Linked DNA regions of Homo sapiens: all the other regions are linked to region 2. Evidence: chromatin loops called from intact Hi-C (ENCODE). Cell type or tissue: IMR-90. All regions are shown on one strand.

Region 1 (5,000 bases), 420 kb after region 2:
TAAATGTTTTGCAAATTTATGTTAGGTTATGTAATTTACCATTCATTAAATGTTTCCTGTATTATTTAGCATATTTATAATATCTCACATTTCTCATTATAATGATATAAAATTTGGCTAATCAGAAACCAATTAGGCCTCTAAAATGCTAAGATATTTGTTCTTTAAAACGTACTGTAGTCATAGTCCAGTAATTCCGATTTATACAAATACTTTATGTAATCTGAGTTATTCATTTTTAAATATTTCATCGATTTGAGAATTCAAAACTGTAATATTTGGGGAAACCAATATCTAATATAGTAGATATACTCACATGGAACATAAAATTTCTAAAGAGTGTTTTCATCTATGTTCAACATTTTATCAAAACTTAAAAAAATTAATTCACAAAATGGGTTGAAGTCAAAGTACATATGAAACAAGAGGATTGGGTACTAGAATTAAATGTTACTACATTTCAGCATCTAAGATGTAGAAATCAGCATCTTATAAGGCTGTGAATTCACCACCAAAAACTCAATAACAACCTCAATTAATAAGAATGATAACATTTTGGGATTATTTAACATCCTAAAAAAACCTGAAGCAGAGATTGTTAAACTTTAGTGTGATAAGAAGCACTTAGATGATCTGTACAAAATGCAGATCCTGTGGTCACATCTTCAGAATTATGATTCAGCAGTTATTTGGGTAGGAGGGGGGATGACCAAGAAATATGCATTTTTAGAATACTTAAATAATAACTCTGGTACTGATCAGCAATACCAAGTTAGAAAATAAAGTGACCAGCAACAGCATTCCCTCCAACCCCATATCAAACCTTAGAAATTACAGAAAAAATATTTTTAGGCAGGGTGTGGTGGCTCACGCCTATAATCCTAGCACTATGGGAGGCCGAGGCAGGTGGATCACTTGAGGTCAGGGGTTCAAGACCAGCCTGGCCAACATGGTGAGACCCTGTATCTACCAAAAACACAAAAATTAGCCGGGTGTGGTGCATGCGCCTGTAATCCCAGCCACTCAGGAGGCTGAGGCAGGAGAATCGCTTGAACCTGGGAGGTGGAGGTTGCAGTGAGCTGAGATTACACCACTGACCTCCAGCCTGGGGGACAGAGCAAGACTCCTTCATACATATATATATATATATATATATTAATAATAAGGTAATAGCAATGTCTAGGGCAGCAGCAGGGCAGAGAGCACTGACGAAAAAGGGCAGGAGGAAAGTTGTTTCTGAGATAAGAAAACTATTCTATATCTTGATTGTGGTGATGATTATATAGATTTAACTACTGAGAGGCAAATCCAACATCCATCTCCAACATTCACTCCTTCACTGGATGCCACCACAGATACTTAATCTGTGATTGCCTAGCCTCTTTTACAACAAGTGGTGACATAGTTATGATCACTCAAAGGCAGGTGGCTATTGCAGGATTCTGGAACAGTATCTGCTTTCCTGATAAAGGAAATTAACATCACTGATGGTGCCCTTTCTCCCCTTCTTATTGCCTTGAAGTCTGAAATGATGCCCAGGGAAGTGACATTTATAAAGGAATCATGAGGGAAAGAGCAAAAAAAGTCACATAGACATCATTCAGCCAAGACCAGCAGCAAACATTTTATAACGTGATAAAAAATAAACACTGATTTTAAAAAACCATTGTTAAATGTGGTTTTCTTTCTATGGCCAAAAGTATGCCTAATGATTCCAATAACAACGCCCTTTCTAACCCTACTGGAAAAGAAAGAAAACCCAAGAGCAATGCTCGGATAAAAAGTCTCAAGACGAAGAGAGTTATCATAAAGATAACTGCATATAGCAATAACTACCTTGCCAAAGTCCAAGCCATTTGATGAGGTTATGTTTAATGAAAACATATAGAAATATAAAAAAGGGAATTAAAATACAAGTTCTAGAAACATTCCCAGCCATGTACTTCAACATTTTTTATCCTTCAGAACTGATAAAAACACGTGCACTTTCGGGCTGGACACAGTGACCCATGCCTGCAATCTCAGAGCTTTGGGAGGCCAAAGTGGGAGGATCTCTTGAGGCCATGGATTCAAGACCAGCCTGGGCAACATAGCAACAGCCTCTCTAAAAAATTTTTATAAAAATTAGCTGGGCATGGTGGTATGCAACTGTATGTAGTCCCAGCTACTTGGGAGGCTGAGGTGGAGGATCTCTTGAGCCCAGGAGTTCAAGGCTGCAGTGAGCAATGATTGCACTACTACACTCTAGCCTACGTGACAGAGCAAGACCCTGTCTCAAAAAAAAAAAAAAAAAAAAAAGGCCAAGTGAGATAAAAGCCCAACATCCTAGCTGTCCCACCTTATGCAAAGGGTAGCTTCCCCTGCCATGCACAGGGGATAACATTACTGAAGGGCAATTGTCACTGGAGCAACTGGCATGTGCACATTAAAAACGCTAGTCCATGCTTTTCATGGAGGAAAAATACACTGGAATGGGATATAAAATGGTGGGACCCTTTAGTCCGATTCAATGTACTATCATTTTGACTTATGTTGGTGAATATATAACTGGTATTAATGGCTTACATGACTGTACTTAAATGCTTGTGCCAGAGGATATCATCGAACATGTACACCAAGGTGATAGTGGGACAACTGCACAACAGACCACCTACTAGACTTCCAGTTCCTTCCCATATTATATGCCAGAAACAACGTAGGATTCCAAGAGTAAAATGTTTAGGTAAAGACTTAATGGCTGCTGAAGTACTCAGAGGTGTTATCTCAGTACAACATCGCCACCTGCCTGATGCAGCCACCAAGTACACTCCCTTTTTTAGAAGGCTGCTATTAACCAGCTACAAAGTTCTAATTGTAATTGAACAACTGACCCATGGAGGCCTTGTGACTTTCTAGACCTACTTGGGGATGGGTCAACTAAAATTTGAAAATGAACAAGGTGGGAAGAGCCCAACCAACAGGGACCGCTATTCAAATGGAAATGGTATATTCCAGAGTACAGCCAGTCTGGTTGAGCAGAACCTTGGGTATTACAGCCACTTTATCTTTTATTCCACTGTCAGAAGCATGCCACTGGCTCAAGAGGCACTGGATTCACAGAGCTTCCTTTAAATACCTGGGCCTGATTGACTGATGGCTCAGCTAAGATGAAACCTGATGATGCCCACTGGGCCTTGATAGCTGTATAACCCCAACAACTCTGGAAGGCTGATTGAAATAAGGAGCAACCAGCATGATAGAATAATGCAAAGCCATCACCCCAGCTTTAATTCAGGGTTAGGTAAAAACTATGTCGGTGGGCCAACTGTGCCCATTCATTTATGTACTGCCTATGGAAGCTTTTGTATGACAGCAGGAGAACTGAGTATAGAGACAATATGGAATGCAGAGTCAAAGATACTTATTATCTGGTCCTTTAAAGAAAAAGTTCGCCGCCTCCTAATTCTGAAAACCCTCTAGAAGTTTCATTTTTACTGACTTTTCCTCAGTTGGCAATGGCCTGGCCAGTGGTCTCATCTGCCACAAGGAAGACTAAACACTCGCAGACTACAGATGCACCTCTTTGGGGCCATGAGTTCTGCAAACAAATCATAGTTGCTAATTGAACAATCTGGATCACTCACAGCCAAGGTAAGGTTCTATTCACTGATGGAAATGACTGGAATCAAGCTGCTTATCAAGCCTACAGTACCCTGCACTGCACTGTGATTGCCATCCAAATCCATCCATAATAAATGTTTTGCCTCTGACTTAAGTATCATCTATTATCCACTGTTTCATATCCATTCAAACTAGGCATGATGTCATAATTGAAAATAATATGTATTCTGCAGTTGTTGGGTTTGGTTATCTAATAGGCCAATGTAGCTAGTAGTGTTACTCTAATAATTTATGTCTTTTTTCTCTATTCTATCAACATCAAGAAAGTGGTATTAAAATCAACAATGCTGATTGTAGAATTATTCATCCTATTAATTCTGATTTTATTTAATGTATTTTAAAACTCAGTTTTAGATGCATACATTTATTTTATTTTTTATCATACAGCCCAAAATGTCAAGATGCATTTAAATTATGTGCATTTAAAACTGAGTCTACGTGCATACATTTAAATTTTCCTGATAATTTGACTTTTGAACAGTACAAAATATCTCTGGTAATAGGCTTTGTCTTAAATTCTATTTTAGTTGATACTAATATAGTTGAATTTCCAATATTCTTATGTTTCTTATTTGGATGATGTATCTTTTAATATACATTTACTATCATATTAATGTCTCTATATTCAACACTACCTTATAGGCAATTTCTTCCTTTATATTGGAGTACATTAATATTTAATTTCTATATGGTTGAATTTTGATATACCATTTAATATCTGTTTTCTGTTTATCCCTCTTTTTCTTGTGCTTCTGCCTTTCCTTTCCTGTCTTTTGTATTAACTGAACATTTTTTAGTATGCCATTTTCATTGAAGCATTGATTTTTTATGTATAGCAATGTTGAACCTTGCAATAGTACAGCTCCATATACCTGCCTCCACCCTAGCACCCTCCATCTTTGTGCTATAGTTGTCATATGTATTACATGTACATATAATACAATACCAACAAAATAATTCAATCATTCCCATATATTAGACACAAATTTTTAAAAGGGAAAAATCATCCTTTCTATTCAACAAGAAATGACCATATTCTTCACTATTTCCTAAAGCTGCAAGTTTGCTTCTGGTATTATGTGCCATTAGCATAATTTACAGTGTGGATGTCTCGCCTTTACTGCTCCTTCATCCTTGAGAGATATTGTTGTTTGATGGAAAACTTCAGGTGGCCAATATTTTATTCTTTGAGTCCTTCAGACATGTTATTCCACTGTCTTCTGACTTCCATGGTTTCCAGTGAGAAGTCAATAGTGTGTTAAAATGTACTTTCTGTGTGTGCAATGCATTACTTTTGTCTGCCTACTTTCAAGATTTCCTCCTTACTTTGGTTTTCAGAA
Region 2 (5,000 bases):
GAGGACCCTTACCCCAGCAACTCAGGGATGGACACCAACTGCAGCGTGATTTATTGGACAAGACGTGCACTTTTCAACAGGGCCTCAGTAACCACGGTTTCCTTCACTGATCAGTACAGGACCAGGGTAAAGGGGCTTAAAGATAAGAAAGACAAACTCTTCCCATGAACAGATGGGGAAAGAAAGGAGGAAGAAGAGGCATGTCCTCCCTTCCTCCTTCCCTAGTACTCTGGGCCTCCGTTCACCCCGTGCTGGAGTGGGGCTGACCAAGGGAAGCTGGGGGCAGTGTGTGTCACAGCCAGACATGAGCTGAGGCTGTGACTGTCCACTCAGGGTCAAAATGGCCAGGTGGACGATCAACTCTGTCCCCACTCAGGCCCCCAGATCTGGTCACTGTTCCAGGCTCCCCCCACCCGCCCCACCGTGGGTATGGTTAAAAAATACAAAAGCGGATCCAATGCAGGATGTCATATGCAAACATACACAGGGACCGAGCTTCTACAGTCTCTCCTGGCCACAGCCTCCACCGACAGGTGTGGCAGAGGGCAAGTGCGCTGAGGTGCTTGGAGAAGGGTCTCTTCTCCATCCAGGTAGGATGGGCGGCTGCTGTCACTAAGCTTGGGGAAGGTGGTTGATGAAGGAAGAGCAGAGACTGAAGGGTAGGACCAGAGCGGGGCTTCTCCCCTCCTCCAGCAGGGGAGGGGGCTGGCCAGTCAGAAGCAGGTTGCTGGTACCTACGGGAAGCCAGTCGGGAAGAGGCTGAGGGGCTGGCTCTCATTGGTGGGCAGCGGAGATCGGTAGCCATCAAAGTTTCTTGGTATGCTGCCGCTGGTGGAGCCTGAGCTGTTACTCAGAGTCTCGATGCTTCCCTCTCGCTGAAGTTCTGCAAGACACAGGAGAGGGCCAGGCCTGGTTAGAGTTGGGTCTGGGGAGTGGGGGCACCATCTGGGCCAGGCTGCCTGCCTTGAGGCACCATTCTGGGTTCACTTGTGTCCTTCCGCAGGGGGATCCCCGCCTGCTCCCTGGATGGGCAGGGGGCAGCTCAGGTCACAGGAAGGCTCAGCCAGGGGAGGGAAAGCCCCCTGGCTGGCAGACTCTGGTGTGAGAGCACCGTCTCCCTGCTGCGGGAAGCCCTTTAGGCCCGAAGCACGGCCACCCTGACGATGTGTGTGGACTACACAGCTCTTCATGAGCCCGTACCCACGCCTGCACACACTCATGCTCAGCCAGCATGCCCCCAACTCCACAGTGCCTTCTGTCCCGGCTCTACAGGGGAGGCAGGCGGGGAGAAGCTAGGACACGGGAGGGCTTGCAGCATCCCTGCCTGATCTGTCCCCACCTCTCTCCTGCCCTGCCTGTGCCTAGAGCTTCTGCCTGGCTTTGCCACTCACTCATTCACTCATGCTCACCCACACAGTCCATCTGCTGGCCAGGTCTTGGCTCATCTTTGGCACCTCCTGCCAAGTGTCCTGTTTCCCTGGGAGGGGATGCCTGGTTTGAGAGGGGCCTGCTCCAATGAAGAGAGGGTCCCTGTCTGCCTGAAGTGCCTCCTTTCTCCTTTCCTCTTAGGCCCCAAGTCTCCTGGAGGCCCCTCAGCATCAACCTGAAGGGCAGGCAGGGAGTCCCGCCCTCCTCCTCCTCTGCCTCCCTGGCCCTGCACATCCATGTTGCCACCTCAGATATGGCAGCTTGATCCATCTAATTCAGCTGTGGGCCGCTCAATTGTCCTACCATCTCTTGACCCAAGTCAGGTCCTGGGGTAGGTGGGTTGGGAATGGAATTCCCTGCTTGCTGAGTGCAAGGAAGAACCAATTACTTCTTGGCTTTTTGAAGGTGGTCAGTTCCGATTCCCTTTCAGTCTCCCCCGGGGGCTCTGACATATGGGCACACACACACCGGGCAGTCTCTGGAGCCTGCCCCAAGCCAAGATATGTAGACCTGCAACCTTTCCTTCTCCAAGGGATGCCTGCCTGTGACTGAAGGAGTCTGGCCTGTCCACCCAGGAGTGCAGGACCTCAAAGCAGTCACTTGAAACAGCAAGATGTGCAAAAACGTTGCACTCGTCTGGTCTGGCTTGAGACCTTGGTCTTCATCCTGCAACCGCTCCCAGGCCCCCTGCCACCACACGCGCAGTACAGCCGGCTCTGGTTAGGGAATGAAGGGGTCATGGCCTTCACTCCTGGGCTGGCCAACACCAGCCAGCCAGCAACGAACCACTGACCCCGACTCCCTGCAGGCCTGCAGCAGCCACAGAGTGGAGTGGGGAGGAGGCGGGCACCTGGGCCTGGGGAGGGGAGGGGCCCTTGGGATCCATCAGCCGAGTCTGTCGCCGGGGTCTCGGTGGGACAGTTCACTGGGACACCAGGGCTTCTTGGCAAATTGGGGAAAGTAGGGGGATGGGACTGTGGACAGGGACCGAGGGCCTGACTATGGTCCCTGACCTCCAGGGGACATTGGCTGCCTGGGAAAGTCAAGAGCTATCTGGATATGGATAGAAAACAAGGCAGATAGGATCTTTTTCTCCTGCTCCTCCTTCAGTATCACCCTAATCTGGGGGGACAGGCCATCGTGCCATGAGATGGAGAGGGTGGTAAAGCCAAGAGTAGACCCTGGGGATTTTACATGGAAGCTCCAGACTCCAAGAGACCCCTCTGTTGCCTTATTTCCCCAAAAGCAAGCCGAGGAGTTGTGGGCGATCTGTCCCACCGCCCTCATGCGCGGCCGGCCCGGCACTAGGGGGCGCTGACAGCAGGGCCAGGCGGGCGGGAGAAGAGCACCGGCAGGCGCAAGAAAAGCAGGGGCTTCCTTAGGATCGGGCCGCCAGGCCTAAGGAAGAAAGCCCCCGAGGAAGGAGCAGGCAGGGCCACCAGGATGGGGAAGGCTGGCCCCTTTTTACAGCTCAGGGGCAGCTTTAACGGCCTTGATGCAAAATGCCTCCACATCCACACTGCCAAGGAAGCCAGGAAACGGGAGCCCGGGCCCAGGCATGGCACCCCCACCGTCCCTTGGCATAGGCCCCCAGCAAATACCCCAGCAGCCTCGGTGGTCCCACCAATGAGTCTTCGTGGATGCACCCCAGCCCATCACACCACAGTGCAGGGAAAGCCACCCAGGGGCTTACAAGATGAATGTCCTGTTCTTGGGGGCCAGGGACAACCTGAGCGCCTTGCTCGCATTTTCCCTTTGCCAGTTAGACCCGGGTAAGAAGGATGGGGGCAGCGTTCTCCCTCGCCCCCGCATCCCAGGGTAAGGTAACCAAGGCTCTGCTGAACTTCTCCCTCCTCTGCCTCTGCCCTGGCTAAGCCTGCCCTGTGCGCCTCAGTCTCCTGACTCCAGGTCACCCACCCTGTGCCAAAGCCAGAGTGGGCTATGTACAGCACAGCCCTCATCTTGCTTTTCCTCTGCGTAAAAGCCTTCAGCCACTCCTAACAGTTCCCAGGGCAAGGTCTGAACTCCCCAGCACTGTGAAATGGCCCTCCATGACCTGCCGCCAACCCCTCACTAGTGATACCCGTTATTATGTCTGAGACACAAAAGTGATGAAGCTGTGTGGTGTTTGGACCCATCCAGGTGGTTCTAGGCCTCTGGGCCTGTGTTCATGTAACTTGCTCTACAAAGCCCCAGAACACCTACTCATCTTCCAAAGCTTAGCACGAGTGTCCACTCCTCTGTGAGCCCGTCCTGTCCCCCGAGCAGAGCCTGCCAGACCCTACCCTGCGCTGTGCTGACTCCTAGCCCAGGCCCCCTCATCGTCCCATGTGTCTCATCTAGGGGAGACCCCCTCGGGGGGGTTCTGTGCCTTAACTCTGTATCCCTAGTGGCCTGGAAAATCATGGGTGCCCTAAACATTTCTAGCATGAATGAATGAATGAATGAATGAATGAATGAATGAATGAATGATGTGGTAAGGGGAGGTGGGGGCCCATTCTTCAACACAGACTAACTGAAAGAATCGGGGGCCTGCTGGCCCCGGGGCAGCTTTGTGGGCGCTTTTCTCCACGCCTCCTCTCAGACCCCTTCTGCTCCTCCCCCTGCAGGCAGGGGTGTGTGTGGGAAGTGGAGGGGAGGAGGGCTGCTCAGATTCCCCCCTCCAAGTCATCCCGGCCGCCCAGCCCTACGAGCAAGCGGCAAATGGAAACGTGTGGCCTTACCTTCCTCCATCCCGAACGCATGCTTTGTTACTGTTGGGTTGCTCACGGACGCTGGGCTGTTGGCATTGTTTTTTTTTTCCTTTTTTTTTCCCTTTTGAAAAGAAAAGCATTGAGGAATCTTTTTGGAAAAGATATGGACAACGATTGAGAAGTACACTGATCTCTGCAAGCAGGTGGAGAGGTGTCAGGAGGCGCAGGGGCACACCGTGAGGAGGGGGAGTTTGCAGTCAAGGAGGACAGTGACATGCATGTGTAGGGGCTGGGGACCAATCTGTCTTGGGGGTCCCAGAGATGGATCTGCTGTGACAGAGGGGGCCAAGACCCCGTTCAGAGTGGGGGAGGGGGAGAGGAGTCACAGGTTCAACATGAAGAACAGTTTTAGGAAGTGGGAGGGCTGGGGACCTACGGCCCATGCAGTGCCAGATGGGACCCCATGCAGGTGGGTTGCTGGAGGAGGACAGGGAAACAGACTGCAGTTTTCAGGGATGCCCTTGGACCTTCTGACTCAGTGGCCCAACTCCTGGCTGCTGCCCTCCTCCCCCACTCCCAAGACCTCCAGGTCTGAGCAGCTGTCCTGCGGTTGAGGTGGACCTGTTGGGGAAGTCCATCAGGAACCTGCCAGGGCCCGAAAGAGAGTGCTGGGGGCTCTGTGGCAGGAAATGAGGGAAGTGTCCCCAGCCACCTCCCCCCTTAGAGGTGTGGAGATTCTGGTCAGTGGGAGAAGCTTTAAAAGAGCTTGTTCTCCAGGCCCCAAAGTAGGGCAGGAGAGGAGGAGTGGCTTCCAGGCAAGTGGCTAGACCCAGTCACCTCATTGTGACCTTGCACTCTCCAGGGATGTGGTCCCCTGGG
Region 3 (5,000 bases), 490 kb after region 2:
TGTGTATGAGATAGACAAGTCTAAAAGGAGTCTAATACTTGAGAAAAAGATCTCGTTGTATTTTGTGGATAAATGAGTAGACTAATACTGAAGATGTTTTCTAAATACTCTCTCTCAGCTCTTCATTGAAATAACCATCATAATTTTTCTATACACAATGGAGAAAAGTAAGCAATCTTTATTAAGATTTCTGCAATTGCTGGGTGCGGTGATGCACACCTGTAACCCCAGCACTTTGGGAGGCTGAGGTGGGTGGATTGCTTAAGCTCAGAAGTTCAAGACCAGCCTGCGTAACATGGCAAAACCCTGTCTCTACAAACCAGGCGTGGCGGCATGCGCCCGTAGTCCCAGCTACTTGGAAGGCTGAGGTGGGTGTTCACTCCTGCCTGAGCAACAGAGCGAGACCCTGTCTTAAGAAAAGAAAAAAGATTTCTGAAATCTAAAAACTCATAGTGCTATAGGCATAAAGACCTAATGGTTAATTCCCTTTTGGGTGAAAAATATGTAATGCTTCTCTCATCAAACCAAGGAACACATTCTGAAGCGCATCATGTAAGCGTCTGTGATCAAATATGAAGTATTTTTGTATTTGTTTTACATAAAACAGTGTGACCTTTGATTCCCACTCTGTGGTTTGCTTTAAACTGTTGTTCTTTTCTGAATGGTTGTGCTTTCTATTATATGTTGTCTTTTAGATTCACTCTGTCATTCCTATTATTAGAATTGTTTTGTTGTATACTTCACAATTCTAAAGGATAGTGGTTACAAGAATACCTTATAATCAGCATAAAGTTTACCAGACATCATCAAAATTAACCCTCACACACATGAAAAAAAGAGCTCACTTGACAAACATGAAGGGGCAGCCCCTTGATATAAAAGAATCTTTGAATGTGACGAGGGACTGACTCAAGTTTTCATAGGGAATAATATTCTTTTCATGAGAAGAAGACTCTGAAATGTTCAAAGATGCAAAGGGATGTCAGTGTAGGCAGAACGATGCAAATCACAGAGAATCCAGAAGTCACTGTTTAAAACATGGAAAGCTTCTTCCAAATGTGGTATTAATTAGGTAACAGTCTTGAAGCTAGTTAACAGACTTAAAATCTTTAAAATTGGATAAGTACAAGCACTACAATCATTACAATAGAAAATATAATTCAGGAGAGAAATCTGAACAATTACTACACATAACCACAACTCTCCAAGATTTCGGAGGTACTCACTTTAGCAGCACTAATGACTGTGGCAGTATAAGACTGAATGTTGTCTCCACAGGCTCCACCACGGGACTGATGACATCGAATCAACTGAGAAAAAGAGAGAGAGAGAAGCAGAACGTCATTTCTATTAATCTGTTTAACTCTACAGGCTATCAGGATAGAGCTTATTTTCCGTGAACAGTGATGGTGATGGGTGGGAATGTTTGCATGAGTGTATTTCAGACAAACAGCTAAAAGCTTTGCCGAGACACTTCTACCCCTTTTTATAATCTACTGGTGCCACTCAGGCAGTTTCATGCTCAACTACGGTTTTCATTACAAGAAGAATGGTCTTTAAGAATCCATAAACTCTGAAATGGTAGGATTGGGGTCTGGTGGCCTTTCCACAAATAAATTTTAAAAACGTAATCAAAGGACTTACACATGACTTCCTAACTTAAATATCTGACATGCTAACAAATTAGATGTTTTATCCTGTTAACTCCTCCACAAAGATTATAAAAGAAAACATAAAAAGTAGACAAAAGATTTTGCCATATTTATATTTTCAATTGTGTCAGTGGAAAAGCATTACAAATTACGCATAAATCAACTATGACAAGTATATTAGCTGTCCACTTCAGAGAGCTTAAACTTTTACCATTAGGAATGAAAAAGACATATCCTTATTTGTGACTGACATAAATAAAGCAAACTGCCAATTTTCAAAATGAATCACTACTTTGATATGCATGATTATTTCACATGCTACGCAATAAACCAGGATTAAATTCTCCACTGGTCCTCTACTTCCTATATTTAGCAAAAAATGTCATTAGCCAGATTTGTATGTTTAACATTTTTAAAAAACAAAATGACAAGGGTAGAGTATTAGAACTGCACCACATTATGAGTTTTTTAGAACCTCTGGAATTCACGAAGAATCTATATCTCACAAAAAGTAAAAATTAAAAATGCTTTACATTGTTTAAAACCAGGTCCTCTGATGAAGACTGATATGTAATCCTTTTATTCTTAATTCAAAATTTTCTTCATCACTGACATTGTTATTTTAAACATCCCTGAAAGCAATAGTAATATATTATAATAGAATGGAACACCCTTAAAAGTATGATATGCAAAGTCAAGATTTTTTTAAGCAATCTCTGTTACATCACACTGAATGACTGCTTAAATAGATTTGAAAGAGAGAAGTGAGGAATTTTCCAAATGTCAGGTGATCATCAAATGTGGTTTCACATAGAGTACAATAAAGAATTTGAAAAGTGATCATTTTAGCAAATAAAAAGAATCTCTCTCTTGCTCACTCATTCATCCACAAATACACATTCAAATAATTATGAAAATTATTCCTCTGCTGCCTCCTGCTGCATAAGCAAGAAAAGAAAGGCTATTACTTATTCCCTGCTTCTGGTAATTAAAATACTCAAGGACAAATATGTAAAAAACAACAACAACAACAACAACACTCTTACCTTTCTTTTTTTTTTTTTTAAGAGACAGAGTCTCACTCCGTCACCCAGGCTGGAGTGCAGTGGTATGATTTCAGCTCACTGAAACCTCTGCCTCTTGGGTTCAGGTAATTCTCCCGCCTCGGCCTCCCAAGTAGCTGGGATTACAGGCACATGCCACCACGCCTGGATTTTTTTTGTTTATTTTTAGTAGAGACGAGGTTTCCCCATGTTGGCCAGGCTGGTCTCAAACTCCTGGCCTCAAGTGATGCACCAGTCTTAGCCTCCCAAAGTGCCAGGATTACAGGAGTGAGCCACCACGCCCAGCCCTATTCTTACCTTTCAAATTCAACTACAACTGAGTCAGCAGTTCTACACAAAAGTAACTAAGTCAGAAATTTTGGTCTAAATTTAGAATCATCAGAAAATTACATTTGTATCTTGGTTCAACAAAATCAAAGATGAGTCAGAATTTTGCACTATAGAAATAGTGCAAAATTCTATCAAATGAACTAATTTCCAGGAAATATTGTTAAGCAAAAGAAAAAAAAAAGCAGTTTGCCAAAGAGCATATATACGTTATCATTTGTGAATGAAAGGGATATAGACTTTGGTCAAACACCATTTCATGCTCACCTCTTCCACTTAGAAGAACCAAAATAGTGCATAGAGAATCACACTTCAAATACACTGTCCAAGGTAAAACACTGGAATTCAACAGAGAACTAACAGGAAACACCAAAAGTGGGTAGGAGAAGGAAGACAAGTAGCCTGCTTGGCTAGGATAGGCTGGGAGCTGGGAGTGGCTTCCCAACACAAGGCAAGGGTAAGTAAGAGAATTCCAGCGGCCCACATCCCCAACCATGGAACCATGCAATCTTAGCCAGGAAAGAGACCCTCTACCCTCCCAGGCCCTGAAACTTAACATAGGGAGCTGCCAGGAGACTCTCCAACAGAACTGCTCCAGGGAGGGAGCTTGTACTGGGTCCTATACACTTTCTGATACCTAAGTGGCTATAGCAAGACAATATTTTCTTTTTCTTTTCTTTCTTTCTTTTTTTTTTTTTTTAAGAGACAGCGTCTCACTATGTTGCACAGGCTGGAGTGCAATATTCATAGGTGCAATCCCACTACTGATCAGCATGGGAATTTTGACCTGCTCTATTTCCAACCTGGGCTGGTTCACCCCTCCTTAGGCAACCTGGTGGTCCCCTACTCCTATGAGGTCACCATATTGATGCTGAACTTAGTGCAGACACCTGATTGGCATAGTGCACTACAGCCCAGAGCTCCTGAACTCAAGCAATCTTCCTACCTCTGCCTCCCAAGTAGCTGGAACTACAGGCACAAGCCACCATGCCCAGCAAGACATCATTTTCAAACCTGGTTTTTGGCAGATGGCATGCTGCTCTGGGGCCTAGCAGCACTGGGACTGAGGTGTTAAAAAAAAAAAAATCAGGGGCCTGGAGTGGTGGCTCACACCTGTAACCTCAGCATTTTGGGAGGCTGAGGTGGGCAGATCACAAGGTCAGGAGTTAGAGACCAGCTTGGTCAACATGGTGAAACCCTGTCTCTATGAAAAATACAAAAATTAGCCAGGCATGGTGGTGCATGCCTATAATCCTAGCTACTCAGGAGGCTGAGGCAGGAGAACTGCTTGAACCCAGGAAGTGGAGGTTTCAGTGAGCCAAGATTGCGCCACTGCACTCCAGCCTGGGCAACAGAGCGAGACTCCATCTCAGGAAAAAAAAAATCTCAGGCTGTCACTGCTGGGACTAGGGTGTGATCTGGGCTCATTCCCGCACTAGGGGCTGAGAATCGAGTAAAGCATTGGCTGTAGCAGCTACCAATGCAGGGAAGCAAGTGCTGCCAGGCCAGAGACTGAGACATGAGCAGGCATGAGTTGCCACTAAGACTTGGTTGCGAGCTGGGCAGAGGCTCCTGCAGCCAGGGATGGGGGTGAGACAGGTATATGCCATTGCCACCGGGACTGGGGGGTGAGCCCCACTGGGACTGGGGTGTGAAAGAGACACATTTTCCCCACCTACCAGCCTAGCTGTGGCCACTGAGGCCAGACCTACCCTCTCCATAAGCAGCCTCAGGGCCCCTCACCCAAAAACTGATCCTAGGATTACCCTGTCCCCACCCACCATGGCTGGTATCTGCTCTCATCATTGGGGAGCCTGAGAACAAGCCCACCCAGCCTAGTTCTGCCTTCAACCCCCAAAGACAGAACTCATAACCCAGGGTCCTTGGGACTGCCCAAACCAATCCACTTCTTTGGGTACATAAGCACTCCTCCAGGGGGTCTGAGGTTGGGCCTTAT

What was found. Peaks named below come from ENCODE experiments on the same cell type or tissue, not always from the same donor. Only the 100,000 strongest peaks of a DNase experiment are listed, where the experiment ranks them.
Region 1: it touches region 2 in a loop (7-fold over the local background); 15 of 110 quality-filtered maps call a loop at or near these places.
Region 3: it touches region 2 in a loop (2.3-fold over the local background); 4 of 110 quality-filtered maps call a loop at or near these places.

Annotation. Positions count from the first base shown.
Region 1 is chr17:60,969,743-60,974,742 of GRCh38, reverse strand. The region is part of intron 14 of BCAS3 (BCAS3 microtubule associated cell migration factor); the gene reads right to left. Among named protein-coding and RNA genes, the nearest start is that of BCAS3-AS1, 160 kb to the left of the region's middle. In IMR-90, a CTCF peak has its summit at 2,774; a DNase peak (open chromatin) is centred at 2,772.
Region 2 is chr17:61,387,860-61,392,859 of GRCh38, reverse strand. BCAS3 (BCAS3 microtubule associated cell migration factor) reads right to left here. Exons shown (of 24, transcript NM_017679.5): 24 at 29-883. The coding sequence ends at 735. Among named protein-coding and RNA genes, the nearest start is that of TBX2-AS1, 9.2 kb to the left of the region's middle. In IMR-90, a CTCF peak has its summit at 2,733 (motif pointing right); no DNase peak of the experiment used is centred here; H3K27ac peaks cover 135 bases.
Region 3 is chr17:60,898,930-60,903,929 of GRCh38, reverse strand. BCAS3 (BCAS3 microtubule associated cell migration factor) reads right to left here. Exons shown (of 24, transcript NM_017679.5): 11 at 1,227-1,310. It also overlaps the pseudogene RN7SL448P. Among named protein-coding and RNA genes, the nearest start is that of BCAS3, 220 kb to the right of the region's middle. In IMR-90, a CTCF peak has its summit at 2,588 (motif pointing left); a DNase peak (open chromatin) is centred at 1,939; H3K4me3 peaks cover 268 bases.